Regions from separate parts of the Homo sapiens genome. Here region 2 is linked to region 1. The links are chromatin loops, found by intact Hi-C in ENCODE. Cell type or tissue: natural killer cell. All regions are shown on one strand. Each heading gives the region's core, and the rest is flanking DNA. Links, peaks and the distances in the headings are about the cores only. Region 1 has its middle 320 kb from the start of MAF. Region 2 has its middle 220 kb from the start of MAF.

Region 1 (16,131 bases), core at 3,185-11,184:
GGGTTTAAACACACACTGTCGTGCTGTAGAACCCAAACTGTACTGAGTCATCGTCCCTAAATATGGGGGCAGAGATGGTGCCCCTTTGGCTCAGCCAGTTGTGCAGTGGGAATAATTTGCCACACTGCCCTTAGGAACAGTGGTCCCTTCTGTGAGCACCAGAATTGCTCCTGGAAAGAATGGCAGTGCAGACCTCAGTGTGCGCTGGTCACGTTGGGGAAGTCACCTCCCGCCTTCCTGCAGGACGTCAGTGCCCTCATTTGGTGGTGAGTCCTGCGGTGCCCTCTGGCCTTGCGGAATCCAGCTCCTGAGCAGCACACTTTCAGGATTTCAGGGTGGTTTCTGAGTAATGGATTCCCCACCCCTGGAGGCCACCAGAATCACCATGGTAAACTTCCTATAAAAGCAACATCCAGAGTCCCACTCCCAGAAATTCAGAGTCAGCGGTTCTAGAGAGGAGTCAGGAGCTTGCGTTTTGCACAAGCCTTCCCTGCTCCCCACACCTAGGGGACTCTGATGTAGGTGTCCAGGGACCAAATTTTCGGAAAAACTGCTGTCCCTATTTTCCAGCTGTACAGCTTAGGCATTCTCGTCCCTAATCCTAAAGGAGCTATCAAGAAGGAAGCCCTAATTCTAGGTCCAAGGCCACTCGTGGCTAAACAGTGCCCAGAATGGACCTAAGGAAAGCGGGGCCGTATATATTATGGCTTAAAGACCTAACGAAAGGGGGGCCGTATATATTAAAAATATTTTTTTAATAGATATTTTTTCCAAAGTCCAGTCTGCACTGACAGGCAATATTTCTTTAAAAGCTGCTGGGGAGAGCAGCAGACAAATGCCTATGAAGCCAGGCATCCCTCAAGGAATTTAAATGGGTCAGGAACTCTTAAAGAATTTAAATGAGCATGAAATAGGTATGGAAGGTTTTCTGGGCCAATATGCAAGCCAAATAGTAAATAACTATTTTCAGCACTGAGTTTGGTTGGCAAATTTGCATATACATGTGATGCCGTACGTTTCTATTTTTACCATGTAAATCTGCAATCTGTAAAGAGAGCCGCGTGCCTTCGTGGAAATCCAGGCTTGGACTGTTGGCTGGGGGGAGAGCTGATTTTCAGTCTGGCTGGACCCAGAGTTCTGTATTTTTAACGAGTCCAGGTGACTGAGAGATGAGCAGAAAAGAGGCACGGTGCACACTTGAAGTTTGTTCTCAGGTTGAGCCCTCATAGTGCCCAGATTTCCCCCAAAGCAAAGTGTTCATGCCTGAAAAACGGAAGTTAAAGTGGAAAGTTTGACATTTTCCTGTGACACCAGCCCTGCACAGTTTGAAACAACTTCCCAACCTTTCTTAAAAAGTCACCCTTGTTTTATGACTAACATTATTATTATCGATGATTATATCATTGGGATTATTATGATGATGGTCAAAATGTGAGAAAAGCATTGGCAGACATCTGCCGAACTAGAAATATCTCTGCTCTCTTTCCTGGTGCCCTTTTATGTTAGGCGTCTGCAATGAGCTAGATGTAAAGGTTTTGGGTAAATTTTTTGATGCCTTACTTTAGGCCCAGCATATAGTTGCCACTCAGGTATTTTGTAATTACCCAGTGGAACCCTCTAAGGGGTGATGTTGCCAAGTGAATGGGGCATTTGCCTTTGGATGGTGTGGAAGTAGTACCCGTCCTTCACCTTTTCTTGCTGCAAGAATGCATATGGCAGAAAGAAGGAAGTGCAACATCTTTCATATCAAGACCTTCATACCAAAGGGAGTTCTGCTGGGGTAGAAGGCGGATGGAGGTGGTTTGCCATAGCTTGTTTGCTTTAAGCTCCTGGGCGCAAAGCTTGCTGAAGGGTCAGTGGTGTTCTGCTAAATCGCCACTTAATACCAGCAATTTCTAGCACAAATATCAGGAGATTAACTTTATTAAAATACCTTGTAGTTGAGGAACATGGTAAGTGTAAATTTGTGCTAAAAGGACCCTTGTTCTGCCATCAATCACTACTATGGGGCTTTGTCTTTTTTTTTTTTTTTTTTGAGGAGGAGGTGCAGGGGGTAGATTATGGTTTCACTTAAATGGAAGGTGAGTGAAGCAGATTAGCTCCCCAGCTACCCCGTGCAGGAGACACTGGCATGTCTGTTTGAGGACAGGCCAAGCAGCTTGGTGAAAGTTCAGGTGCATCTGCCCAAGGTCTCTGGAGGTAGTGCAAGTGCCAAAGCAGCGTGCAGGTTCTGTGCGGCCTGTGCTTAGTTCTCAGATACTTTCATTTTCAGAATATTAGTTCCTTTGTCAGAGCTAACCCAGAGTCTGTAATGATTGCTGAGCAATTGGTTATGGCGACACTACCATATTTGGACAATTTTCAGAAACTACCTAAGATTTTTATGACAGCTTCAAAGACTTGCAAAATGTTTTTTAAGAGATCTTTTTAATCGTTTTTTAAAAGTTTGTCATTCCCTTTCTTTCAGTCATCAGAAAAGCATATAGGTGACCTAAAGGCGTTGGATGTAGAATTTGGGACTACAAATTAAGCATTTGAGGATCTTTTTAAAATACAAAGATTTATGCTTACACTGCTCTAGAATGAGGAGAACTTTTTACCAATTTTAAGAAGCTTTTAAAAAGAATATATTGCAAATTCTAGCCCAAAGTGTAAACTTTCTGGAATGTACTTATTGTGAACTGGGAGGAAGTTTCATATGTCTAATGTAACATGGCGTGCTTTTCTAGAAAGATGGTTTTCTTTGTTCATCATTGAGTTTAAAAATTATTATCTTACACAAACCCTATCCATTCATCCATTCATCCATCCATCCATTCATCCGTCCATCTATCCACTCACGCCATAAATATGTGAAGGACATTCACAATGCCTGGTACTGTGCTGGTTGCAGTTACCAGAGATACAAAGATGAATCAGAAACATTCCCTATTCCCCACCCTCAAGGAGCTCAGAATCTGGTACAATAGACCCTTGGCAGGTGCAGGTTTGACATTTGTGGTTTTGACTATTTGTGAGTAACCCAAAGCTTTATGACTTCCTAACTTGTCATTTTTGCTGCTTCATGGGTTTGAAACATGCCTTTGATGAAACTCATAAGCAAATAGGACCCTTTGGATTAATGAATGGGTTTAGCTGACAGCCCACAGTCCACCCTGAGACTAGCTTTGTAGTTCTGCACCCAAAATCATTCTCCTCAGGCGATAAAATACTGTTCAAGGGAGAATATTAAACCCCCAGATGAAACCACCTGCCAATGCTATTTATTAAACTAAAGAGAAAGTAAAGAGATCTACTTACAGTTTTGATTGGAGAGATCATATGACAAACTGATACTGAGTAATTTGAGAATTTGCACCTTCCTAATCTAAAAGGTCTTCTTTGGCTAAAGAGAGTTGAGTTCATTCTGTTACCGTAGCCTTTGGGGAAGCGGTGACTGTGGGGCCAGTTATAAGTATTCCTGGGACTCCAAGTTGCAGGACTTCTGTCACTTAAAGATTCAGATCACCTTAAAGATTCAGGCTCCCACTCTTTGGTGACACCATTAATATTTTCCTTTTAGAGGAGGGATACCCTAGTGCCCACATCACTGATGCTACATTAGTGGTTATTCTGGTTCTGCTGTTTTTATGATCACAAAGTTAAAAGAGAAATTGATCCACCAACCTCCTAACAGTTTTATAATCTCCTCTCCCAGGGAACTTGGGGTGGCTTCCTTAATGCCTGGGCCATGGATATTTACAAAATACCACTCCGAGTCTCCATTCCACTTTGAAACCACGGGTGTCCCCAGTTTAGACAGACTTTTGGCTTCCTAATTGGCATTTCTAGAACTCATGGCACTAGGCTAATTTTTGTATTTTTAGTAGAGACGGGGTTTCACCATCTTGTCCAGGCTGGTCTCGAACTCCTGACCTCGTGATCCAACAGCCTCGGCCTCCCATAGTGATGGTATTACAGGCATGAGCCACTGCACCCGGCCTTTTTTAACTCTTACCTTCAAGACCCAGACACCAGGACTCCTGTTGGATTGTTCCATATCAAACTATCCTGGGGTGAGATTGCAGATCAGTATCCTCATTGTGGTCCTTGCTAGCCACACACAGAAATGCAGGGTTCTACAATTAATACAGGAGTTTAGGGGAGAGTGTGTGCTGTAGGCGTAAAGGATTGTAATGGATTTTCCGATGAGCACTTTAGGAGGCTGAGGCAGGCAGATCACAAGGTCAAGAGATGGAGACCATCCTGGCCAACATGGTCAAACCCCGTCTCTACTAAAAAGACAAAAATTAGCTAGGCGTGGTGGTGCACCTGTAGTCCCAGCTACTGAGGAGGCTGAAGAAGGAGAATCGCTTGAACCTGGGAGGCGGAGGTTGCAGTGAGCCGAGATGGCGCCACTGCACTCCAGCCTGGCGACAGAGCAAGACTCCCTCTCAAAAAAAAAAAAAAAAAAAAAGTCTTCAAAGAGTGAGCTTTCTCAAGGTGCTTGAGATGGGATTTCATATACAAACAACTGAATTACAAACCTTTTTTCAGGAATACAGCTCACTTGCTTAAAGCAAGGCTCACCTTAAATATTTGGTATTAAGTACCCTATGGCTCTCTTTTTTATTTGTTATGACCTCTGACTTCTTTTATTAAACCATAGATTGTATTTTCTAACTCTTTTTAGAGGCTTTCTTTCATCTTTCACGATCATCCCCCTAGACTTTGGGATTAGCTGGAGCATTTACCTAATACCCTTTGCTCATTACCCTCCATGTCCTTTTTTTTTTTTTCATATTGAAACTATTGGTTAAATGTATGTGCAAAAACAAGAAAAGGTATGTGCACATCTTCCGTCCAACCTCCTATCTTCTACTTCTTCCCTCTGGTAGCCTCTGGATAATCATTCATCCTCTATTTGTCTTCGTCTCTTCTTCCTCTTCCTCTCTGCTCTTTTTCCTTCTGTCTCTTTTTCTCCCTGTCTCTTGCTGCTTTTTCACCTGCCTTTATCTTTGCTTCTTCCCCTCCCATTCTGATCTGGGAGACACTCCTTTCTCAGGGTCGGGGGTGGCAATCACTAGACTGCTTTGACAATGGATCAAGGAAGAGGGAAACTAAATCTTCAGAGTCAATTCATACTCAATAAGGAATCCGCATCAGAGTCCTTTAAAATGTTCCCACGCTGTCTTAGGTGCAGTTCCTGAGGAGTACAATGGGAGAGAGTGATTCCTGGTGAGCAGTGTAGTGACAGGGAAGCCAGGATAGGAGCTAGTAATGCAGGGGCTGGACAAGACAGTGGATGGAGATGTGGGTTCAGCTGAAGTCTAGCATCACCCTGAGCCCACAGGGGCCCTGGAGTGTGAATAGCACTGCAGCACCCCAGAGAGAAGAAATATCTATTTTAAGCCTTCCAGTTCTTGGTCCTTGCTTCAAGCAGCCCTAGGAAACTCAAAAGACACATATGCAAGTGATCCCTCATGGTGGAAGAATGAGTTTAGGTGGTGGCCCCCCAAGCTGGCCTGTGCATACAGGTTTTGTTGCAGAATCCCAGGGGTTCTAAAACTTTTAAATTTGAACCTGGCCTTCAAATAGTTGCGAACATGTATTTGCCAAAATAGGAGGATAGAGGTTATGTTTTAATAGTTTCTTAGTTGGATTTGCCCTTTTCAAAACTTAGACTGCAGCTGGACTCTTGATCCAGTCCCCACAAATGTTGAGGTGAGTCTGCCCCAGACCTCTCTTCTCCCGGCATTTACACAAAACTGGATTTATCAAAAAAGTCCCAATTATAGAGTGACTTCTGCTGCAAGCCCGGTTAACCAACACGTGCAACTGGCTTAACCTTTTCTGGATTTTCCTAAATGTAATTTTTTCCCTTCTTAAAGAGAGCTGAAAATCACTTCTGGTTAATAGGGCAGCTTATCGAGCTGATGGTCTTCCTGTTTCCTTACCTGCTGTGGCCTCACATCATCATCAGAAGAATCACTCTGCTTTGGAGCCTGTGACAGGGGCAGCAGAAACCATGCTTCACATCAAAGCATCGAGAACACTTCCATTGCCCACAAACTGTGTCCCGGGCAAGCCCCGTATTTATAACATTTTCCAAATCAGTGTAATTTAGATTGCCTTTTTATGAAGAATAGGCTGGACTTTCCCCAAATCATCTAGTGCTCTGCCAAAGCTCTGGGAGAGTTATTTTAAAAACAATAAGCAGGTTGTTAAAAAAATATATAAAAGAAAAAAAAAGAAGCAGCAGCAGCTCTGCTCGAATGAATCCCAGGCTTGGAGGTCAAAGTGTAAGAGAACCCCTGCGCGAGGCAACATATGCCATTAGGAGAGGAACTGGCCACGGTCCTTGCCCTCTGGGGGTTCACACTTTAGTACAGTCAGATCTGAGCCACTTGCAGGGGTGAGGGGTCAGTGCTTGAATGTCCCTCTCTCCAGCTTCGTCATCCTGCAGCCCAGGATCCACCTGCAGTGGGCATCTCTGTTCTGTCCTGGCCTGTGCTCCCCGCTTCAGCCTCTTCCCCAGGTCCCATTCCCCACAGCTACTCAGAAAGCAAGTCCATGGAGTGTGCGTTCATGGAACAGAATGAAACTCAGAGCCACTAACCTTTACGTGTCCCTTAATAGAAGTGAAACCTCCTTGTAACTTTCAGCCCCATTTTCTCTTCACCCTAGGCTGGTATTGCTGTCATTCCCACTTTCCAAAAGAGGACAGTGAAGCTCAAGGAGGTCACAGTGACCCAGCCAGAAACAATGGAGAGCTGACTAGGACCCCACATGCATGGATCGGGGTGAGAATGAGGGGGTGGAGAGGGAAGAAGCAGCATTCTACCATTTCCTATGTGCGTGACCTTAGAGAAGTCATCTGATTCCTGAAGCCACTGGTTCCTGTCTATAAAATGTTGATGACAGGGCTACCTCCGGAGCAGCTGGAGGTGAGAATTGAATGATAAAATATATTCAGAATCTTTAGCATATTCCCCCAGAAAATAGGAAGCATGCTGTATCCTGTATACATATATTTGAGGGGTATAGCAAGTTTCCAAATTCTGAATTCCTCCTCCTCCAGCCTACAACTTTTCCATGGCCCCATTCCCCAGGAACCTGGTACACCACCTACTTTCACATTAATAGACGTGTTCAGTAGGCTGTGCCTTTGCCCCGAAGATCCAGTGTCAGCAGAAGGGGCAGACACTTGGGGGCCAGCAGGCAGGAAGGCAGGGAGCCATCTCCTGTCCCCCTGTCAGGGCGGGTCCCTGTTTGGGTAGCTCGACAGGCTTCCTGACTACGCAAATCACACCGAGAGCAAGGCTTGGTTTCTGAAACTGCTAGTGCCTTCTACCCACGAAACCCCAAACCCGGCACTCAAGGAGGCTAGAAACAGCTCTTGCGCTTTCAGACACAGACACGGAAAAAGCAATACTTCAAGCAGGCATCTTCCTTCCAAAAGCTCACTTTGAAAGTCAAGGGCCTCTTCGTTCTGTACACAAGAGAGAAAATGGTTCTTAGGTGAGAGAACAAGTTGATGGAAAAGCAAGCCGGAGGATTTGCAGGAGGGAAAACAAAAATCTTGGGAAGAGACCTTGTTTGTTTCTTTTTCCTCTCTGTCCTGGCAAGTCACAGGGATTTCGCTTCCAGAAGAAAGATGGCATTGATTTTTAAACCTGTAGTTTTTAAGCATGGTATTTATTTTCATCCAAGTAATGGAAAAGTCAGGAACATGCAACTAAAGATTTTGCTAAAGATTCACTTTCCCCTTGAACGGTTGCCATCTAACCTGCCCTTTTTGGGCAAAGGATGGCTGTCAGCTGGTCTCCCATTTCCCGAGACTGTCTCTGAACTTGCAGGGGGCAGGTACCTGGACGACTCAATCTAGTCCTAATTAGACAGCTGTGTCCTGTTGAAAGGAAAGAAGCAAACTTGTATTCACTTAGTACAGTTTTATAATGTTTGCAATCGCAGGCATTACCCCAGGGGCACCAATTAAAATGCACTTTTCCAGGCCTTCCCTTAGAGAGATGTCAAATTAGTAGCGCTGGGCAGATCCTAGGAACCTGCATTCTTAACAGATGTGCCCCACCCCCAGTCAACTCCCAGCCAATTCCCAAGTGTAGTGTTCCCCAGATCACACTTTAGGAGGCACAGATATAATGCCTCCTAAAGACCAGACACCTTGTGAGATGCTTCTCCTCACTTCCAAATTATTGGCTTGGGCAATTGTCGTATTTATACACACAGGCGTTATTACAGAAAAGTTGTCTCAAATTTTATAAACAGACACATAGAAGCTCAGGGGGATTAGGTAACTCCCTCCTGGTCACATAGAGAGGAAGGGATAGTTTGACTAGTGTCTGTACAATTCCTAAAGCCATCCACTACTTCATCTCCCTGACAAATGTAGGTGGCTCTTTTTCTCCTCTGTTAGCAGATACAATAGTACTAATAGTACTAATCTCAGAGAGTTAAATGAGATAATAATAGTAATAATAGTACTAATCTTAGAGAGGTAAATGAGATAATATGAAGTTTAGCATATGAAATTGGTGATATTCAACAATTTATAGCCTACAGATGCAGCAATTCCATATGGGTTGACCCAGGCATTGCAAAGTGCCTGCTACAGTCCTGTAACAAAGTCATAGCTCCATAAATGTCAAACATGATTAGAAACTTTTGTGGGTGGAATGGGCACCCCCCAAAAGTCATACTGAGGTCCTAGCTCCTGGTACCCCTGTATGCGAATTCCTTTGGAAATGCGGTCTTTGCAGATGTAATCAGGTTAAGATGAGGTTACACCGAACTGCACGTGTCCTAGATTCAATTACTGGCGTCTGCCTAAGGAGCATTTTGGGAGGCTGAGGCAGGAGGATCGCTTGAACCCAGTAGTTTGAGGTTACAGTGAGCCATGATTGCACCACTGCTCTCCAGCCTGGGGCACAGAGTGAGACCGGACTCAAAAAACAATAAAAATCAAAATTAAAAAAGAGAGATTTAGATACACAGGCACACAGAAGAGAAAACACCATGAGAAATGAGAACAGAGATTGGAGTGACACAGCCAGAAGCCAGAGTACGTCAAGGATTGCCCGCCGCCACCAGACATGGGAAGAGGCAGAGAAGGATCCTCCCCTGGAGCCTTGAAAGGAAGCGCAGCCCTGCCGACACCTCGATTTTAGACTTCTGGCCTCCAGAACTGTGGGGAGAATGAATTTCTGTTGTTCTAGGCCATGCGTTTTATGGTCATTTGTTAGGCAATCCCAGGAAATGAACAGGGAAGCTTTATCCTTTTCATCATCAATGTCGTCATCACCATCACCACCATGACCATCCTTTCTCAGAGCACAAGATGTGGCTCCTGCACTCCGATCCCAGTGCAGTGACCTCTGGCACTGATGGGTGATGTCAAAGTTGCTCAGTCCTAACCCAGCCCTTCACTTGCAATACCCATCTCAGCCTGGTTTGGTTTCCACCCAAATTTTAAAAGTTTCTTTTATGTTTCACACACATTTGTGCTTTTTGATGCTTTCCCAAGCTCCTTCCAGCTTGTGTAATGGAGACGTGTCCCTAAGGAAATGTTTCAAGAGACAGAAAGACAGAAAAATGGTGGCCACAGAACGCTGGGTAAACATTAACTCCTTTCACAACCCTCCTTTCTTGGATGACAAATCTGTGCTGGGGACCCCGAGTCCCAAGAAGGCCTGCTGCAAACATTTATTTAGACCAGTCTAAAGGGTCAGGGGCCTGCTACATAAAAAGCCTCAAAATGCACACTGTTCAGATAGGACTTGCAGGCTGGCAGAAAAACTCCAGGGTGGAGTCTGTGGCCTGTTTTCTTTTCTTTCCTTTCTTTCTTTCTTTCTTTTTTTTTCTTTGAGATGGAGTCTTGATCTGTCCCCAGGATGGAATGAAGTGGCACGATCTCGGCTCACTGCAACCTCTGCCTCCCAGGTTCAAGAGATTCTCCTACCTCAGCCTCCCGAGTAGGTGGGATTCCAGGTGCCTGCCACCACACCTGGCAAACTTTTTGTATTTTTAGTAGAGACAGGATTTCACCGTGTTAGCCAGGACGGTCTCGATCTCCTGACCTCGTGATCTGCCTGCCTCGACCTCCCAAAGTGCTGGGATTACAGGCATGAGCCCCCGCACCCTGCCTGGCCTGTTTCAAATCATTTTTCAATCAATACATGGTTTCCAATGAACTTCCTTTCCATTTTTGCACAGAAGAGATACTTCACTATGGTTCTCCTCTTGCCTTTCCCCTCAACAAAAATGGAAGTAAAACATCATGAGGCTGTAAGTTTTGTCTGTTCATTGACCATATTTTCCAAATAAAAAAAGCAGCATGTATTCCAAATTAAAAAGTAGCCATGACTGACAATGGGGCAGAATGTTTAAAATCTGCATTGTCCAAGACAATCTGCTGAAGAGACTACACTCTGACTTAGCCTCTGAGTTCAGATCCCATCTCATCATTAGGTCTTTGAGTCTGAGCAAGTGACTTTCCTTGCTCGTGTCTCTGTTTTCTCATCTTTATGAAGTCAGTCCTGTGAAATTACTTCCATTTTAAGAGTTGTGAGTATTCAATGAATAATGAACAACAGGAGTTTAGCAGAGTAACAAACATGCAACTTCTCAATAAATAGTTAACTATTATTCTCTTTTTTTGGAGATGGATTCTTGCTCTGTCGCCCAGGCTGGAGTGCAATGGCAAAATCTCACTGCAACCTCCCTGAGTTCAAGTGATTCTTCTGCCTCAGCCTCCTGAATAGCTAGGATTACAAGCGTGCACCACCACACCCAGCTAATTTGGGTATTTTTAGTAGAGACAAGATTTCACCATGTTGGCCAAGCTGGTCTCAGACTCCTGATCTCAAGTGATCCACCTGCCTCAGCCTCCCAAAGTGCTGGGATTACAGGCCTGAGCCACCACACCCGGCCTCTATTACTCTTTTTAGATGTAGAGAGGAAGGCTTTTATTTTGTCCATTCTGTATATCAGAAACTCAACATATGCATATCTCAGTTAAGGTCACTACCATGCAATAGTCTTTATGTTATAGCTCAGAGAGTTTAGGCAACATACACAAAATCACACAGCTACTCATCCCTGAACTTGAATTGAATCCTAACTGGATGCCAAAGTCCTTATCCTTTCCTCTATACCATGTTGGACTGTCTAGAATATGTTCAATCAAAATGAAGCCCCTCACCATAGAATGATGACTCACAGCCTTGACCCCTTGCACTGAGTCTTACAAGGGGATAGTCCTCCTGACTGCCCTGACTTGGCAGAGGGTAGGACTGCTGATGGTACAAAGACCATTCTTTGCAGCTTAAGCTCAACCCCCTGAACCCCATCTCCCTGGGCTCCAGAATCAGTCCACAAAAGCCTGGACTATGGAGTGCACTAACTGCCGGGCTATACAGTAGGGTCCTTTCTTCTGTTCTCAGTGACTAGACTTTGTACTTAGAGGTGGACTGAGGACCCGAAAGTCCATGTGCTGTCAGTGCTCCCTGGACACCAGAGTCTCCAGGGTGCAGCTCCTAGTGCATTTGCATTGGGGTCCCCTTGGGGAGCTTGTTAAAATGCAAATGGCTGGGCCTCTCCTGGAATTGCGCAACCTGAATCTCAGCTGGTAAACCAGACATCTGCATTTTTGACTAGTGTCTGAGTGAGCACGGGTTTATGGATCTTTGTGAGCCATAAAGCCACAGCTTTATTGTTTGTTCTTTTTTCTGAAAATTAAAAAAAAAAAAAGGCTGGGCAAAGTGGCTCATGCCTATAATCCTGGCACTTTGGGAGGTCAAGGCAGGTGGATCACCTGAGGTCAGGGGTTTGAGACCAGCCTGGCCAATATGGCAAAATCCCATCTTTACTAAAAATACAAAAATTAACCAGTCATGGTGGCGCATACCTGTAATCCAAGCTACTCGGGAGGCTGAGGCAGGAGAATTGCTTGAACCTGGGAGGTGGAAGTTGCAGTGAGCCGAGATCGTGCCCTTGCACTCTAACCTGGGTGACAGAGCAAGACTGTCTCAAAAAAAAAAAAAAAAAAAAAAAAAGGCAGACACGAAGTACCTAGAACCCAGCTGATTCTGCAGACCTCCAGCTATGGCAGACAGAATACTAGTCCCTCAAAGATATCCATGTCCCAATCCCTAGAACCTGTGAATATGCTATATTACATGGGAATTGCAAGGGGAAATTAAAGATACAGATGGAATTAAATTTGCTAATCAGCTGACGTTAAAATAAGGACAATACCCTGGACTATCTGGGTGGGCATAATTATTCACAAGAGTTCTTTACAGTGGGAGGGAGGCAGAAGAGGTCAGAGTGAAACAGGATGAGAAGAGCTTCACCTGCCATTGCTGGCTTTGAAGACAGAGGAAGGAGCCAAAAGCCAAGGAATGTTGCAGCCTCTAGAAGCTGGAAAAGGCAAGAAAACAGATTCTCCCCCACAGCCTCCAGAAGGAACACAGCCTGGCAGACACCTTGATTTTAGCCCAGTGAGACCTATTTGTGCATCTGACTTCTAGAACTGAAACATAAATTTATGTTGATTTAAGCCACCAAGTTTGTGGTAATTTGTTACAGCAGCAAATGGACGTTTCACTCATCAGGATAAAAGGGAGCATAGGTTCACATGGCAGCAATGAAAAGTCTAACGTCCACTTTAAATGCCTTTTTCGAGTCATGGAACTTCTCTTTCCCTGCACTGTCTGAGCCCAGAGATTAGATAAATGCTCTGACCACTGCAGAAGCTGGTGGGTTGCATTGTGTCTCAGCCGGGGTTGGGGCCAGAGGAGGTTCCCTAGGGGTTGAAAGCAGGGATCAGGGAGCAGACAGTCGTGGGGGATTCCCTGAAGGTCTGACTAAATGTATCTTAGGGCCCCAGCAAAACAAGGACACCGCAGAGCAAAACAAGAATTCCAACTTTGGTGAATTTTCCCACATTGTATTATCAATAACTTCGGCACAATGTCATTTTAACATACTTCTTACTTCTGTATTTTATAATTTAGAGTTTAGACACATTTTGGATTACATGAAATGCAGAAGAGGAGAGGCAAAATAAACTCTTCTAAGTTTAGGGTCTTGGATCAGGCTTTGGCAAGGGGGTCAATCAAGCAAAAGCCAATTGTTAGGAGTTGGCAAACAGGTGCCAAGACCAAAGGAATCAGGTCAACGTGGAGGACAGCAGGGAAAAATATCGGGTGCTCCTCTCGTTACCGAATTGTGGGTGGTGAGGAGAAGTTGTGTTGAGATGTTTAAAAAAATATGGTTGGGAGGAAAGAATGAATGAATGGACAAATGAATGAATGAATGGCTTTAACTCAGAGTATCGGCTCTTGGTGTGCTTTACGGTCTTCTCTGAAGGTCATAACTCTTCCCAGGTCTGTGCCAAACCTCAGGAAGTTCAGAGATGGGTGGGGCCACGTGGTCACAAATGAAAGTTGTCCTACTTAGGGCATCCGCATGGAGCGGCGCTGTGGTCTAGTTCTGAGCAAGTCGGTGTGCAGAGATGAAAGCTCCCACCTCCCCCTCCACTGATGTCTTTGGCCGTAGAGTCACACGCACAGGGCCTCCAGGGGGCTGGCAGCCCAGGAGCAGGCGACCCGCCCCAGCCTGAGCCTGTTACTCTTGGGCTCGTACTAAAGGGGGCTTAGGTCTCTGCACTTTTCATGTGGTGGCTTTCAAAATCGGAATCCACTTGAAGTGGTTTGGGTTTTTCTCTTCTCCGCCTGGTGTTTGCTGTAGAGAAACACCTTCAAACACAGAGAGCACCGCTCAACGCCTCTGTCTCTGAGCGCGTTCAGAGGAACCAGAGACGCCACATCAAGCTGAACGTTTTCATCAGAGACGCCCTGGTGGGGGCCCCCGCCTGCTGCCCACTAGGCAAAGGTTTTCTTTTACCCCCATTGACATCCCCCCACCCAAGTATTGGCTCACACGTACCTGTCGCTGGGAGAACAAACTACCCTTGTTTGTGTGAACGGACCTATTTGGAGAATTTGGAGGCCACAACAGGCAGAAAAATCCCTCTTGGATCCCATATCCTGTGTGGGCCCCCGTTTTGCTGTTGGAGTCTGCAGGGGAGGCAGAGGGGTCAGGGAGATTCTCACTTCTTCTGCTACTGTTACAGGCAGCACCTTCTTCCTCATCACCTCCCTGGTGGTGCCACCAAGCTCCATATTGTACCTTTTATACCATATTTGAAAGAAAATGCTGACTAAGCAAGGAAGAAACCTGGATAGATGTCTCAAGTCACATCCCTCAGAGACATCACATGCTCCAAATCATGTTTGGAACAACTTAGGTTCCTTAGCAGTAGAGATGGATATTGATAGTTCTTCATCAATATCAACAGTCTTTATTAATATCAACAGACTTGTATCTGAGAGAGAAAATAAGCAATTGAGGGGTTGTGGATATTATTTTAATGCTTGAATTACCCAGAGGCTGTCACAGTCTACTCATGCATACTTACAGAGGACAGAGGGATTTTGGAGAGCAGGTAATTCAACATCTTTATTTTGCAGCTACACGAATTCCATCCTGAAAGTTTTACATGACTTGCCTAAGGTTACCGGGCATTTGTGCAGCTGCACCAAATGGCCTTATTTGTATTATGAGATTTAAGGGTATTTACATACATTGGGAGGCTGGGAAATTTTATTTAGTAGTAACCCAATGGAGGTTATGTGCCTTGTGAGGTGTGTACTCTCCTATCTGTAAATGGGGAAACAGTGAGCTAGGGCCCTAACATGGTTCTCACTTGAAAACTGTGGCCATGGCTGGGTGCGGTGGCTCACGCCTATAATCCCAGCACTTTGGGAGGCCAAGGTAGGTGGATCACCTGAGATCAGGAGTTCAAGACCAGCCTGGCCAACATGGCGAAACCCCGTCTCTACTAAAAATAAAAAATAAAAAAAAATGCCAGAAAGCCAGGCATGGTGGCGGGCGCTTGTAATCCCAGCTACTCGGGAGGCTGAGGCAGGAGAATCACTTGAACCCAGGAGGCGGAGATTGCAGTGAGCCAAGATTGCACCAGTGCACTCTATCCTGGGTGAAAAGAGTGAAACTCTGTCTCATTAAAAAAAAAAAAAACTCTGGCCATGTCTTTGTACTCACAAATTAGAGGGACAGAGTGTGTATGAGTGTCTCTGTCTGTGTCTGTGTATAGGGTTGTGGTCAGTGCATGGTGACCTCCCAAGCCACACTGCTTAGACGCACTCAGTGAATTACACCAGGAAGAGATCGCCTTCCAAGCCTGGACTTCAGCCCACACAAATCAGGGCCAGTGGGAGCTTTCTCCACCCTCCTCCTTCCTACTGTCACCAGTGTATTTACTTCCTGAGAGATGGTTGTGCCAGAAAGTCACTGCATCTAGATTTGGGATTATCACTGGAAACAAGCCAGCCCTACCTAAGCAATGATGGGGCTAAGACTAAATCTTTCCCTTGGTATCCTGCCTATAAATCAGAGGAGCAGAGAGATGATGGATTCCAGCTCCTTGCTTTCAGATGGGGAATCTATGGTTCAAAGACTGGGTTGAGTGCCTCAAGGAGGCAGGATTCCTAGCTTTTCATCTGTTCTCCTTCCTCCACTCCACACATGCTCCTCTGCCCTTGGCCACATCTCCTTGACTGCAAGCCTTGCTACTACTTTGGGTTCTCAAGAAATATATCACACACAGCCACCCACTGTCTCAAGCCAGCAAAGAAAAAGCCCCCTGCAGCCCTCAGGCCAGCACACAATAGAACTCATACACTAGGATGCTTTTTTAAAGGGGTACCTTCTGTGGGAGCTAGATGCAGAAGGGATCTGCTTTTCAGGGGCTTCCTTTGTCTCTTCTGTCCCAAAGCTGCCTATTCCCTGATCTTCTAGGCCCTTCACCTCCTTCCACCCACCCCGAGAAGAGGTAGCTAGGAGACTTGAATTCCCGTAAGCATGCAGGATGAAAAAAACAGGATTGCAAAAAAACCCATAAGCCCTTCAGAGCTGTGATCTTTCTGGAATGAAACCAATGCATTCATTTCTTGAGAGATGAATGGACCAGGTTCGTCTCCATAGCTTGCTTCTAGGTTTGGGATTTTATGGAAATATGCAAGACCTTGCTTGGGTGACGATGGAGCT
Region 2 (16,131 bases), core at 2,956-10,955, 100 kb before region 1:
AGTCCAAAATAAACTCTAAAGAAAACTCAGTGGAAGTTTTGAGACAGGAATCTCACCACAGGTACAAACTCACTGTGTTTTTGCCCATTCACAAGGAACTTATTCTGATTTATTATTTATTCACAACCTACTATGAACTCAGTTAACTATGTTGGGGACTCATTGAATAAAACTTCTGCCCTCAATGAGTTTAATTAATAAGAAATTAGCTTAATTTGTTGATTGGAATCCTCACGTGATGAAGTTAGTCTTTTCTAATCATTTAATTTTATTTTAAATATATGGTGTTATTTAGGTTGCTACAGTTACTTGTAAGTAGCACTTATTGGAAATGAATCTCAGATATTCTCAATATAAACATTAGAACTATAGTTTGTTCCCTTTATACTGTTTGAACATGCTGCCCTCCTCCGAGGTCTAGGCAGGTACAGTTCATCAATAAGTACCCATTATTACATCCTTGTAATAAAGATTGTGCATATACACACTCACAGCCTCAGAGTGGAGTGCACTGGTCGCCATTGCCTTACCCAACAAGCATTGACTATTCATGTAGAAGGATGAACCAGACTTAGAGTAATACCAAGATGACACTAATAACTTCCCACTGGGACTCATGCATTGACCTGGTGGTTTTTGTTTTTCTCCTTTAGTAGTGGATGTTGGGATCCTGAGGATGGATTTCCATCTAGCTAGTAAGGATATAAATAGATATGAAAAACACAGTCTCCCTAGGCCCTTTGTGCATTAGAATGACTTTTTAATCCCTTAGACATGCTTATGGAGAAGGTTAAAAGAGCAGAGATGGGATAAACAACCAAATGCAAATGCTTAGCAGCACCCAGGCCCCCTTCATGGAGGGCACCACTGTTCAGTAAGGCATAGAAAAGAGAGAGCGTTCTGCTATTGCTGTGTGCTGCTGCTGGCTTCTGAAAGGTTTAGCAGAGAATTTGCTTACTTTAATAGAAGATAATAATAATAACAAAACCAAAAACAACAGGTATGATGGTGTGACTTTTTTGAGTAGACAGTTATTCTGGGAAAATCTATATTGGAAGCCTTGGGGTATAGTTAAATTGTTAAGCAGCTCAATGGCTGAACGTATAACCAACTCTAAAGCTAGATGAGCTTTTACAGCAGTTAATGTAAGACTTCAAAGAACTGCCTCAGTTTCCTCTTCAATACAATGAGGTTTATAATAGCAACCAAATTGGGCTCTTATTTATAATAACATTATTATCTCTCTGGAACCCTGTCTTCTTTTGGCTCTAAGGATGGCTTGTGGCTTGTCCATTGGATCTCACCATCTAGCACCTTCTCAGAGACTTCCACGACCCCATCACTGAGTCTGTGCTGCTCACCATTTTGTTTCCTATCCCTACTCCTTTACATCATCATGCTTTACAATCTGCGATAACATACCTTAGATATTATAAATGATATATGTGTATATAGTTATATACAGGAGTCCCCATCCACCGGGCCATGGGCTGGTATGGTTAATGGCCTGTTACGAGCCAGGCCACACAGCAGGAGGTGAGCTGTGCGTGGGTGAGCAGAGCTTCATCTGTGTTTACAGCCACTCCCCATCACTCACGTGACCTCCTGAGCTCCGTCTCCTGTCAGATCAGCCACAGCATTAGATTCTCAAAGGAGCATGAACCCTATTGCGAACTGCACATCTGAGGGATCTGGGTTACATGTTCCTTATGAGAATCTAATGCCTGATGATCTGTCACTGTCTCCCATCACCCCCAGATGGAACCCACTAATTGCAGGAAGACAAGCTCAAGGCTCCCACTGAGTCTACATTATGGTGAGTTGTATAATTGTTTTATTATATATTCCAGTATAATAATAATAGAAATAAAGTGCACAATAAATGTAATGCACGTGAATCATCCCAAAACTATGCCCTCAACAACCCATGGAAAAATTGTCTTCCATGAAACCAGTCCCTGGTGCCAAAAAGGTTGGGGACTGCTGATTATACACCTATTTATCTACTTGATTATTTTCTTTCTTCCTCCCTTAAGCTCTAAGCTCTGAGGACAGGCTCATGGTTTCCAACCCTCAGAGCCTAAGAAAGTGCCAGGTGCCTAGTAGGTGATCAGGAAACAGCTATGAAGTTTTTTTTGTTTTATTTTGTTTTTTTGTTTGTTTTTCGTTACAGAGTCTCTCTTTAGCCCAGGTGGGAGTGCAGTGGCACTATCTTGGCTCACTGCAACCTCCAACCTCTGGACACAGGTTCAAGTAATTCTCCTGCCTCAGCCTCTCTAGTAGCTGGGATTACAGGCGTGTACTACCACACCCAGCTAAATTTTGTATTTTTAGTAGAGACAGGGTTTTGCCATGTTGGCCAGGCTCATCTTGAACTCCTGACCTTAAGTGATCCACCTGCCGCAGCCTCCCAAAGTGCTGGGATTATAGGCATGAGCTACCACACCCAGCCAGGAAACAGCTATTAATTAACAAACTTTTAAAAACCAAATTAAGAACACAACGTGTAAAGTATAATCTTATTATTCAAAGCCATAAGTAGACGCATGCTTGCGTACGTTAAAAGGGAAGGTTTCGACTTTTTTATTTCGCTTTCAACCCTTTCCTCATTTTTGTTCTTACATAGAGAACAGGCAGAGTTTAAAATGAAAAAAAAGCATAATTTTATGCATAAAAAATGAAATGAATTTTAAACCCTCACTCGGGCAGAGACAAAATTCATATTAGAAGTGGCAGTCTGTTAATCACCATTCTCAGTGTAATCCAATGAGCAACTCTGTTGCCTTTATAAGTTAAATTGATTCATACATATTGGCAAGTTAGCTATTTCCCTCAAAGGGAGTTGAATTTATTTGGGCTGTATATTAATATCTTATTATCCTTTTTATGAACAGGTGACTTGATCATTATTTCATCTCAGTATGTTTATTAGTATAAATGATTTTGAATAAAGATATTGAAAAAAATCCACCTATGTCTAGCAATCTCCCTAGGCAGGTACATGCAAAATTCTCCAACCTATGGCTATAGCTGTTCTCAGAAGACCTTTCCTGATCCTGTCTCCAAGGTGTGTTCCCAGCAATCCACAGCCAGACCACATTGTTCAAATATGGCCTCAGTGTCTTCTTCAAATATTTCCTCTGTCCTGGTGCATAAGGTGCAACTTGCCTTAGAATTTTGTTTGCACAAGCTACTGTCATTGACGAACAACTGGTCAACCCCTGGAGGACAGTATTCGTGTAACTTCTGAATCTTCACTTCCCCAAAGTGAGCATGCTCCCCCTTTTTTAATTTTATTTTATTTTATTTTTTTTGAGACAGAGTCTCTCCCTGCTGCCCAGGCTGGAGTGCAGTGGCGTGGTCTTGGCTCACTGCAACCTCCGCCTCCCGGGTTCACGCCATTCTCCTGCCTCAGCCTCCTGAGTAGCTGGGACTACAGGCGCCCGCCACCACACCCAGCTAATTTTTTGTATTTTTAGTAGAGACAGGGTTTCACCGTGTTAGCCAGGATGGTCTCAATCTCCTGACCTTGTGATCCACCTGCCTCGGCCTCCCAAAGTGCTGGGATTACAGGCGTGAGCCACCATGCCCGGCCGCTCCCTTTTTTTTTTTTTTTTTTCTTTTTGAGACAGAGTTTTGCTCTTGTTGCCCAGGCTGGGATACAGTAGCGTAATCTTGGCTCACTGCAACCTCTGCCTCCCAGGTTCAGGCGATTCTCCTGCCTTGGCCTCCCAAGTAGTTGGGATTACAGGTGTCCACCACCACACCTAGCTAATTTGTTATGTTTTTAGTATAGATGGGGTTTCACCATGTTGGCCAGGCTGGTCTCGAACTCCTGACCTCAGGTGATCCACTTGACTTGGCCTCCCAAAGTGGTAAGATTACAAGCGTGAGTCACCACCCCCGGCCATCACTTTTTTTTAAAACAATGCTTAAATAGAATACTTTCCTGACTCCCTTCCTGTTCTAGGCACCCTCATCCCGATTGTACAACTCAGGAGGAGCCCCCTCAGCCTTGATCTGAACCTAAATTGGCTGAAGATTTGGTAACGTCACACCTGGTTGCTGTCTTATGCTCTGGGCCAACCCACGCCCTTTGGACTTTTTCACAAGTGGCTTTTCAGGCAGGACTTTTTGTATCTTGTACTTTTGGGGGGAAAAGTTTGCAATCTAAAACAGGACTTGACAAATGTATCTAACAGATTTCATCTTGATGACTAGTTCATCCTTTTAAACTATAAGGCTCTTTTTGAATTCTGATAGCCTTCTCACTTTTCTCATACCAACTGCAGGTTTAATGAGCACATCTGTAAGTCTTTTGAGAGCATCAAAAAATGATGCTTTCAAAGAGGACCAGCGTAAACACAGGGTTCTGTGACACCTACAGCAACTTCTCTTGAAATAAAAATAATAATAAAAATAATTCACAAAACCTCCTTGAATAAGGTTAAGTAGCTACAAGTCTGCTGATAATTGAGGCCTGGCGTCACATGGCTTCTTGAGATCAAAGCATACTTGTACTTGCATCCTTGCATTTTCTTGAGATAATGGATTTCCACTTTGCCTTTTCAAAACCAACTTGGTGAGAATCCATTCTTAAATTGTGCCAATATAAAGTTTACCATCATATAGATTCTGAAACCCATCCTTCATTTTTTTTTAAACCAAGACATTTAAAAATCTGGTTTTCTTCCTTTATTTCCTTCTTGATTTCTTGAGTTTTCCCCTGTGAATCTTTTCATGATGCCAGCATACTATTTATCTGGATACATGAAGTTGAACCATCTGAACAACCGTCTAAAATGGTTAGATTGTTTCTTTATCTCTTATCCCCACCCTGCCCCCACCCCAGTCCAGGGTTTCAGTTGGAGTTTAAGTACCCCTTCCAGTCTGAGCATTTCTTTCTGGTTCAAGACTGAAGTAAATGTCAATATCTCCAATGGTTCAAATTTCTCCAGTGGTTTACATTTTATCAAGTATACCATGCAAATGATATACTGAGTTATTATCTATTCTTTTGCCCCTATTTATAGATGAAGCAACTGAAATAGTGTACATGCTATGCAGTAAAGACTTAGTAAATATTGAATGGATGAATGAGTGAATGAATGAATGAATGAATGCTAGAGCACAGACCTGGGCTCGAAAGGCCAAATTTCATCCCATTAGTACTACTTTGCAAAGTGTTCCCATTCTGTCACCTGCTTACATCCCATCACCTAATTCGTGCACTAGAGCAGTTCTTTTCTTGCTCTCTGCCTTGCTCCAAACCTCAACATAAATGCACCATTTTATGAATAAATGCACATTTTTATTTTCTTCAACCTCTGCTTTTTCTGAGATATGATGCTCTGATCAACAGAAGGTCAAATGCAGCTTACAGACATGTTACTAGTGTTTGGAGGTGGAGAAAACAATGGAATGGATAATTCCAATTTTAAAAAACAATATTACCACTTTTTCGTCAATAGCTGCGTTCAGGGTCTGATCAGGTGTGCCATTCTCTACTGTACGTTATTTGTATAGGGTATGGCTAAATTTAATCTCAAATTTAAATTAGTTAAAATTAGCACAGTTTACAATTTAGTTCCTCAGTTGCAGTTGCCACATTTCAAGTGCTCAATAGCCACATATGTCCAGTGGTTACCATACTGGACAGCCCAGATAGGAAACTTTTCCATCCTTCCAGAAAGTTCTGTTGGACAGATCTGATATAAAACCTATGCATATGCATTCTCCATTAAATCGGTCAAAGGAGGAGAAGAAAGAGAATTTTAGTTTTGCATGGTGGTTGTTTTGAATTTCCCCAGTAGGATTAGACACTCATTTACCAGGTGAAATTCTTAGATCGGCTAGAAGAAAAATGATTGAGTTGTGTCTAAAAAAATGAAAACCCTCTGACATGTTGATATTCTAGGCTGGCGACTTTGCTTGTGGCATTTTGGAACAAGATTCAGAATCAGGAAAGTGTCACCTAAGTTGAAAGCTCCCCTGTAAGAAATGTCTCACTTTGACCTAAAGTAAGTGGAAGAGACAGGGGAAAGGAAAGAGAAGCAGCGGAGGATGTCTAAGTGATAAATGGTACCCTGTCATATCACATTTGACGTCTTAACAGGAAAAGGGGGCTGTTGAGCCAGATGTGGGTTAAGCGAGGAAGTTCAAACCTTTCTCTCGTCTTCATTTTGTTTTTCAAGGCGCAGGTTGAGTTCAAGAGCTCTGAGTTCAATCACAGCATATCCACTCTGTGGAGTAACAAGCCAATCAGGGCCAATGTGTTCTCCAAGGCAACCTCCGTCTTTGTCAAAGCAAAATGATTGCAGGCTTCCAAGCTGTTGAGAAATAGTGTAACCGAGAAGGAATCTCTCCAAGAGAAGACTGCCGTTAGCAACCACGTGATTCACACTGTAGCTACCAAAGTGGAACATGGGCCCCCAGACAGAGTGACAGCCATTAAAAACCTGCCCGACTCTCCCAGGGCCAGGAATGGGGGGAGCATCATCTATCAGAATCTAGGGCTCTAATCTTCATAGGTTGCTTTCCCCAAATAAACACCAAAGAGAACCACAGCGCTCTTTCTTTTAGGCACCGTCATTAGCCAAGCAGTCGCTTCTCTCTAGAGTTCGTTTTTTCTTCCTTCTGTTTTCCCAGGGTAACTTCCACATCACAAACACACTTATCTGGGCTTCGTATCAGCCTTAAAGATTCAGAGTATGGATCTGTTTTCCAGACTGACCGTCTGACTCTCTGACCTATGGTTGTTTACTCTCACAGAAATGCATAATGTGACCCTTGTTAAAACCACAATTAGTCTAAACCCTTTACAGGAAATATCGGTTTGGTAAGAAGAGAGATACTGTTAATAGGAAGTCACATGATTTGTAGGGAAAGCAGGCACATGCTGTTGAACGTACACAATTTCTACTTATCATTGATCTCTAGCTGCAGCTGCTGGCTGATGAATGCAAAGGTTAGCGTGCACATGTGCCCTTCATTCTGTTCAGGGAGGCCAGAGCAGAGGTGGCCCTGCCAGCCTGCCCTTCAGGGCAAAGGACTGCCAGGATGCAGCTCTAATCCCAGGTATGGGAGGTCTTAGGGGAGAGACTTCATTCCCAGATACTTCCTATCACATTCCTACTGAAATAATTGCCAGTCTGAAGGCTACCCCTGGCCATCCCAGATTTGGCAGACAACTTCCAATGTGCCCCCAAAGAGGTCACCCCACAGACAATGAAAGATTCAGAGTAATACCACAGCTGTAGGGTCAATGGCCGGTGGGTGTGTGGCTTTGGACTGGAATTGATGTGTTCTGCCATTTATTATACTAGCTCTATGGCCTCAGTCTTCCCATCTGTATAACAGAGCTAATGCCATGAAGAGCAAATTCTGTAGCAGTGGTACTACTGATCATCGTCAGAGAGGGTTTATTGAGTATTTATTCAGTTCCAGGCACACTACTAAAGATCCATGCATCACAAACCATGATAATGGAAAGAATATATCATAGCAGTTAATGCAAAGACAAGATATAGTCTAACCAGGCAGGTAGCTGTGGGAAAATTACTTAATCCTTCTGAGTTTTCACTTTTCCTCTGTAAAATAAAGATAATAATACCTCTCTCACACTGTATTGGAAAAATTGAATAAGCTAATGGTTAGCATGATTCGTGGACCTAAGAAGCATTCAGCACATGCTACTACTATTGTTAATTATTACTGTTATAGTCATCATACCCCTAAATATTCACAACTGCCCTTGAGGTAGGTGGTATTATTTTGTCTTATACATGAAGAAACTGAGGATTCACAGTCAATAAGCAGCTATTCTAATGAATATACATCACTTAGAATCTCAAGTGAAGGTCTGCTGGAAAAACCCAAATTGCATTTAGCCAATAGGAAACTGGGATTTTTGAAATATGGCAGCCATGATTAAATAGTGAGAAAATAAAGTGTCTAGTTGGTCCAAAGAGTTGTATGTTTAGGCAGTACTGTGCACACTGAGGGGTTCCATGCCAAACCTGTTGTTTGCCTGAGAAGGGAGTGTGCGTGTTACCTGGACCTTGAAGCAGAACTGTGTCTTATTTTTCTTTTGACTTTCCCCACATTCTGGGGGATTTTGTGAACTGCTCCATTATGGACTGAAACTGTGTCTGAGGGGAGTCTCTGAGCTCAAACAAGCTTGCTTCTTCTCATTCACTGAGTCCTCAGTGAGGCACCCTCTAGCTGATAGGACAAAAGCCTCCTCAAGCACAGAGCTTTACCGCTTGGAGCAGCTGGCCTTGAGCTATAGCTGTGTCCGTCATACACACTGAAACCCAACAAGGCTGCCCTTCCTTGCATCACCCTCCCTCTCCTCAAAAAGTGGAGCAGAAAGATCAAGACTCAGCCCCTGGAATGACTTAGTTTCACTTATTCAAAGTGACCACTCTTGACCACTCTTGATAAAGTTTAACTAAAGCCAGAGCAAATGTAACACAGTTTCATATAGAATTACCTGACTTGAGCTAGTCTGCTTATATTTAAAATAATTCCCGCTAGTTGTGTGTGTGTGTGTGTGTGTGTGTGTGTGCACTTCCACCAGATCAAGAGCCGTACTACTTCTGCTCCTACGTCCTCTGACCCTGCCCAGATCTTAGAAATACTTTTATAAGATAGTTCCACATTGGCAACTCATGCATACATGCAACAACAAAACTCAACTGCAAAGTAGACTGTCATACTCTGGGAGAGGGCTGACACACCCAAGGCAACATGCCAGTGCTCCCATTTCAGCATCATGGCAGGCATTACTAACAGATCACGACACTCAGAGTTCTTTTCAACACAGTTCTCTAGGTAGACACAACCAATCTATTAGGGTTGACAGGCAAGATGAGAGCTGTTTCTCTTTACCAAGTAAGAGAACATTCTTGTGCCAGGATTTGTGATTCAGAGATCTTACCCAAATTATCTTAAAATTATTGCCAATAATTAAGCTTTGTCACAAGCTGACTCTTGATCTTTAAAAAGCTGATGCCTCCTGGCAAAGAGAAAAGTTTATTCGATGGCACAAAATCAGAATAATGGTCCTGAGAGAAGGTCCCACTTTAATTTTACTCTAATCCAAATTAAAATAGGTATTGATGTTTATAAATGCCACCTAAAAATGTATACCAGTTGGCCCAGTAACTTAATTTCTGAGACTTTAAGCTGAAGAAATCATGTTAATTCAGGAAATTTCTTGTAAGAAAAAGCTGTTCATTTTGTCATTATTTAAAATGCCAATAACAGTAATCTAAATGCCCAACAAGAAGAAAAGAGATAAATTATTAGCATATACCCACTTGATTTACTATTATGCAGGAACTGAAATAATAGGATTACAAGATAGATACATTTCAAAAACATAAAAATACTTGGAAGATATAAATACATGTTTATAATGGTCATCTCTAAATGGTCAGATTATGGGTAAACATTTATTCCCTCATTCTACTCAGCATTATCTCTATTTTGAATAATGTGTGATTATTTTTCATTAAAATTGTTATTTCAGTGTAACATATAACATACAGAAAAATGCTCAAGTCATACAGTAACAATTTGATAAATTTTAGTAGTGTGAATACACCTTACATGCCTCAGATCAAGAAACAGAACAGCTTTGTTTCGCCAAGCTTGGTTTTAATTTTTATAATAATAGAATAAAAAATGAATGACTTTTTTCTATGGGCTTCCTTTTTTCTCTTAATATTTTGCTTTTGAACTTCATCTATGCTGTTGCATAGTAAGTCCACTGGCATTGCTGTATAGTATTCCATTTTGTGATTATAGCATTGTACGCTTGATGGACTTTTCCATTTGGGGGCTGTTTCAGTTGCCGTACTGCTGCAAATGTTCTTGTACATGGCTTTAGATTAACATGTGAGTGCTCATGGGTAGGAAGAATCAATATTGTGAAAATGGCCATACTTCCCAAGGTAATTTATAGATTCAGTGCCATCCCCATCAAGCTACCCATGACTTTCTCCACAGAATTGGGAAAACCTACTTTAAAGTTCATAAGGAACCAAAAAAGAGCCCTCATCACCAAGTCAATCCTAAGCCAAAAGAACAAAGCTGGAGGCATCATGCTACCTGACTTCAAACTATACTGCAAGTTTACAGTAACCAAAACAGCATGGTACTGGTACCAAAACAGAGATATAGACCAATGGAACAGAACAGAGCCCTCAGAAATAATGCTGCATATCTACCACTATCTGATCTTTGACAAACCTGACAAAAACAAGAAATGGGGAAAGGATTCCCTATTTAATCAATGGTGCTGGGAAAACTGGCTAGCCATATGTAGAAAGCTGAAACTCGACCTCTTCCTTACACCTTATACAAAAATTAATTCAAGATGGATTAAAGACTTACATGTTAGACCTAAAACCATAAAAACGCTAGAAGAAAACCTAGGCAATACCATTCAGGACATAGGCATGGGCAAGGACTTCATGTCTAAAACACCAAAAGCAACGGCAACAAAAGCCAAAATTGACAAATGGGATCTAATTAAACGAAAGAGCTCCTGCACAGCAAAAGAAACTACCATCAGAGTGAACAGGCAACCTACAGAATGGGAGAAAATTTTTGCAATCTACTCATCTGACAAAGGGCTAATATCCAGAATCTACAATGAACTCAAACAAATTTACGAGGAAAAAACAAACAACCCCATCAACAAGTGGGCGAAGGATATGAACAGACACTTCTCAAAAGAAGACATTTATGCAGCCAAAAGACACATGAAAAAATGCTGATCATCATCACTGGCCATCAGAGAAACGCAAATCAAAACCACAATGAGATACCATCTCACACCAGTTAGAATGGGGATCATTAAAAAGTCAGGAAACAACAGGTGCTGGAGAGGATGTGGAGAAATAGGAACACTTTTACACCGTTGGTGGGACTGTAAACTAGTTCAACCATTGTGGAAGTCAGTGTGGCGATTCCTCAGGGATCTAGAACTAGAAATACCATTTGACCCAGCCATCCCATTACTGGGTATATACCCAAAGGATTATAAAACATGCTGCTATAAAGACACATGCACACGTATGTTTATTGTGGCACTATTCACAACAGCAAAGACTTGGAACCAACCCAAATGTCCAACAATGATAGACTGGATTAAGAAAATGTGGCATATATACACCATGGAATACTATGCAGCCATAAAAAATGATGAGTTCATGTCCTTTGTAGGAACATGGATGAAGCTGGAAACCATCATTCTCGGCAAACTGTCACAAGGACAAAAAACAAACACCACGTGTTCTCACTCATAGGTGGGAATTGAACAATAACACATGGACACAGGAAGGGGAACATCACACACCAGGGCCTGTTGTAGGGTGGGGGGAGGAGAGAGGGATAGCATTAGGAGATATACCTAATGCTAAATGACGAGTTAATGGGTGCAGCAAACCAACATGGCACATGTATACATATGTAACAAACCTGCACGTCGTGCACATGTACACTAAAACTTAAAGTATAATTTAAAAAAAGAAAAAAAATAAAATAAAATAATGTATTCTCAACTAAACAAAGCAAAACAAAACAAAACAAAAAACATGTGAGTGTTTCTATGGGGGCTTATATCTAGGGGTGGAATCCCTGGGTCATAGTGTAATAACTTTTGCAATGAAAAAATACATAAAATTTTAAAATAATGAAACTCCATTTATTAAAGGCAAAAGCAGAGAAGATTGAAGAAAAGCAAAGAAGTTTCAAGAAATTCAGATTAAGATAGATGCAACCTATTTTTGTGTAACAATATTAAGAAAACTTAGAATAAAATTAAATAAAACAAGTAAACAGGAAAAATAAAACCAACTAAACTAATCAAACTAAAATTAGAATCTTAATACATACGAAGAAGTAACATTTACCTTTTTCTGGTGATTTTTTTTTGCTCTTTTTTTTTTCTCTCCAACAATACTTAGAATAATTGTTGCTTCACTGTTCTCCCAGGCAATGTCAATGTTTTGAAAAAAGTCTGCCGATGAGTTTCTCAAGATACATAAAATGAACTCTAAGGTTGATTTGTTTTCCATTGTGAAGGATTCATTGTTAACCCGCATTTCTCCTCACCCAGATCTCCAGTGCAGTGTTTGATATGTTCTGATTCTATCCATGTTTATGTAATAGCTTATGAAGTCCTTTGTTCTCCACCATGATGGTATGCTTCCCAGGTTCAGAGGCTGGGAACCACAAGGGAGTGAACTGGGATTTGCCAAAATGCAGCAGGACAGAGAAAAGGGTGATTATTTCATTGGGTGTAAACTACAGCAGATTTTTTTTTAAGTCTGTGACCCCATTTGTGATGTGATGTTAATAATTCCTTTTTGACTTGGTTGTCAGAGTCAAATGCCCAGGGAAGTGCCTGGGATGTGCATTAAATACCAGCTGTCATCATCACCTTCATCATCATCATTACCATCATCATTAATATATCATCATCATCTTCATCATCATTGTCACAGTCATCATCATCTTCATCATTACCATCATCATTAATATATCATCATCATCATCACCATCATTATCTTCATCATCTTCATCACCACCATGCCCTGTGGGAAAGAACATCAAGAACAAGTCAGTGTGAAATCAGTTGCTCTCTCTTATGGGAAGTGAGGTCTGTGTGTGAACTATCTGGGCATCTGAGATGTGCATGATGAAGAACAACAATGTGGAACTTTAGGAGGAGAGGAGGGATTCTCTCTTATTTGCTGGACAGAATCAATGCCTTGAACCCTTTTATGTAGGCAGAACTCTAAAGATCCTTCCCTGTGAATCACAGGAAATGTTCTATTCAACTTGAGGCATCAAACCTCCCTTGCTGAAAGAGATTGCTTCTTCTGAAAATAGCCATCCACTTTTTACACTGGATCCATGATTCCTTTACCTTGTGTAGTCATTTATTTATTCATTCATTCCTCCATCCATTCTACAAATGATCACCAAGAACTTACTCCATCTCAGCCCCATGTTATAAACTGAGAGTAAGAAGATAATCCTGGCCATAGAGGAACTAACACTCTATTCACAAGTGTGGACATAGTTGAGCTTATGTATACAACACATATGCACACATGAAAACTAACTCAGCCCTTTAGAGCGTGATCCTATATCAAGTTCATTTTCATACCCCACCCTGACTGTCTAACATATCTTGTCTATCTGGTCTGTTACGGACTGTGTTTTCTGAATTAATGAGATACTATAAAACACAAAGTCAGAGAGGAAAGAAAAGATGAAGAAAGAGAGAAAATAAATTACCTCTTCCAATTTCCCATGTCACTCAGCTTGCTCATTTCTCTATGAGAGCCGTCACTCTGTTTCCCCTAGAATTCTGTCCTTGATTACGCACCTGTCTCCCCTGGGAGACCACAGGCAGCCTTCTAGCCCCAGTGCCTTCATTGTGGCAGTCCTATAATAGCATCATCAATAAATCCTTGCTGAATGGATGCTTTGTAACTTGGAAATATTACCAGGTGTCACTGGAAAAGGATACAAAAAAGGGGTTCTTGCAAGAAGTAAGTAAGATGAAGAAATGAGGCTGTAGCAGCAATTGCCGCAATTCAGGAGAGAAATGTAGGGGAGGGAACAAAAGCAGAGATGAAGCTTGGAGAAGAGAAAGCAAATAGCAGAGAGGTTGGGAGGAAAATTCTACAGAGCTCATTGACCAGTTGGATGCAGAAGGTAAGATAAGACAGAACAGCCAAGAACAACACTGAGATTCTGAGCTCAGGCAACGGAGAGGAAAATGGCACCATTAATTCCAACTGGTTATGCAGGAAAGATATGATAATAATTGATGGAAAAAGAATTCCCAAAGAAACAAATAGGGGCACAAGTTAAGTAAGCACCAACCGGGATTGCCTTTGGGTCAAAGACCCCAGGGTACCTTCTACATGTTGTATTTTTTTACTTGTTTGATGTGTTTTCACTGACAAGGCAGAGGAGGAGACTGGGGATTTGATTGTTGGGCCAAACCAATGAGGTTAATAAAATAAATCACCCCAACTCTCAGGATCATGAGAATTAACCTAATTCTCTTGCTGTGTTGGACAATTTTCTTGGACTTACTAATTTATTCAGTTATTTATTGATTCCCATCTTAGTCTATTTTATGTTGCACATAGCAGAATACCTGAAATGGGGTAATTTATTTTAAAAGGAATTTACTTCTTACAGTTATGAAGGCTGAGAAGTCCAAGGTCAAGGGACTGCATCTGGTGAGGGCCTTCTTGCTGCTGGGACTTTGCAGAGTCTGGGGCAGCTCAGGGCATCACATGATGAGGGGGCTAAATGTGCTAGTTCAAGTCTCTCTTCCTCTTCTTATGAAGCTACCAGGCTGGATGCGGTGGCTCACACCTGTAATCCCAGCACTTTGGGAGGCTGAGGCAGGTGGGTCAGGTCAAGAGTTTGAGACCAGCCTAGCCAACATGGTAAAACCCCGTCTCTACTAAAAATACAAAAGTTACCCAGGTGTGGTGGCACATGCCTGCAATTCCAGCTACTTGGGAGGCTGAGGCAGGAGAGTCGCTTGAACCCAGGAGATGGAGGTTGCAGTGAGCTGAGATCACTCCATTGCACTCCAGCCTGGGAGACAGAGCGAGACTGTGTCTCAAAAAAAAAAAAAAAAAAAAAAAAAAAAAAAAAAAAAAAAAGCTACCAGTCCCACTCCCATAGTAACTGATTAACCCATAGATGAATTAATTCATTTAACAGGACAGAGCCCTCTTGAACCAATCACCACTTAAAGGTCCCACCTGTCAATACTACCACATTGGGGATTAGGCTTCAATATGAGTTTTGGAGAGGACAAACATTCAAACCATAGCAGTTCCCTATGCTACTAGGTGCTATTAAGGCAAGGATGAGGGAAAAGAGATGTAAACCCTCCCCTTACAGAGTTTATAAGAAGGGCTAGAGATATCCTATAACCACTCCTATTCTTTCAAAACAGCTAACATGAAAATAGCAAAGGTGAGGCAACCATGGTCCCGCATATATTTTACAGGAAATGCCTGGAGATGCTGTAGAGAGAAGGACTCTCTAGCAGAGATCTTGATGAGTAGGAGATAACAAAGGGCATTAAGAGGGGAGGAAAGAATGTTCTAGAAAGAGGCAAGTGCAGGCTGAAGGTCCTGCAGTGGGTGAGAAATAGGTGAGTATGAGTGTCTGAAAGGAAAATCAGTGGGTCTGGAGCTGAGAGGGTGCCAGGTGGGAGAAGCCAGTGGGGGAGGTTGGAGCTGAACCAGACAGGCTTTTGTAGGCCATGTAAAGTATCACAGAACCTGCTGGAGAGAGTGAATCACAGCTCCTGAGGTCAAACATGAAATTTCTCAATAACTGTGATTCACACGGATGGAGCCTGCTGGGGGCTCACCCGCCAGACCGCAGCCTGCCTCGTTGAAGTGGGTTATAAGATGCCCCAGTAGGTCACCACGGCTAAGACATTACAGCGTCTCTCCTAGGTTTTTCCAGTCTGATGTAATCTTTCTGAAGACTGGCAGCAGTTGCAAGAAAACTGTTTCAGATATCTATTAATATTTTAACATGCTTTTAAGAAAATTTGGCCTTTTGTCGAGCTGGTCTCTGAGCAGACATATATCACAGTCCAGGGTAGACATTACATTTATCCCTATTCAGTGGGTATATTTCTCTTGTTTGGATTCATTTTTTAACATCTATTATTTAAAAAATCTTTCTTCTCTGTTACATGTTTGTTCCTACAGCTCTTAAGCTTGTTTGCTCTGAGCAAGTTCCCCCATCCTCACCCTCTGCTCAAGGAATAGTGTGCTACTAATTCTGTGACCTGGGCTGGCAGAGATTACTGATCTCAAATTAAACAAAAAACCATCTGGAACCCAGAGGCCAAACCAGAATCTCTAGTAACAAGGAAATTATAGCCTGAAACTGGCATTGCACTTGGGGTAAAAAAAAAAAAAAAAAAAAAATTCCTCTCCCTTTTAACCAATATATATTGAAACTTTACCATGTCCAGTGATTCCACATGGCTTACCTGTGTGCAATCTCATTTTCTTTTTCATGGCCACACTTTAAGGTGAATGTTATTTATCCACA

The links. Hi-C counts contacts between places; a loop is a spot of excess contacts. Peaks named below come from ENCODE experiments on the same cell type or tissue, not always from the same donor. Only the 100,000 strongest peaks of a DNase experiment are listed, where the experiment ranks them.
Region 2: it touches region 1 in a loop (2.9-fold over the local background); 5 of 110 quality-filtered maps call a loop at or near these places.

Annotation. Positions count from the first base shown.
Region 1 is chr16:79,269,872-79,286,002 of GRCh38, reverse strand. It overlaps a transcript of MAF not described here. Among named protein-coding and RNA genes, the nearest start is that of MAF, 320 kb to the left of the region's middle. In natural killer cell, for the core only: no CTCF peak of the experiment used is centred there; a DNase peak (open chromatin) is centred at 7,302; H3K4me3 peaks cover 266 bases; H3K27ac peaks cover 1,431 bases.
Region 2 is chr16:79,371,940-79,388,070 of GRCh38, reverse strand. It overlaps a transcript of MAF not described here. Among named protein-coding and RNA genes, the nearest start is that of MAF, 220 kb to the left of the region's middle. In natural killer cell, for the core only: no CTCF peak of the experiment used is centred there; DNase peaks (open chromatin) are centred at 6,290 and 6,860; H3K4me3 peaks cover 538 bases; H3K27ac peaks cover 1,441 bases.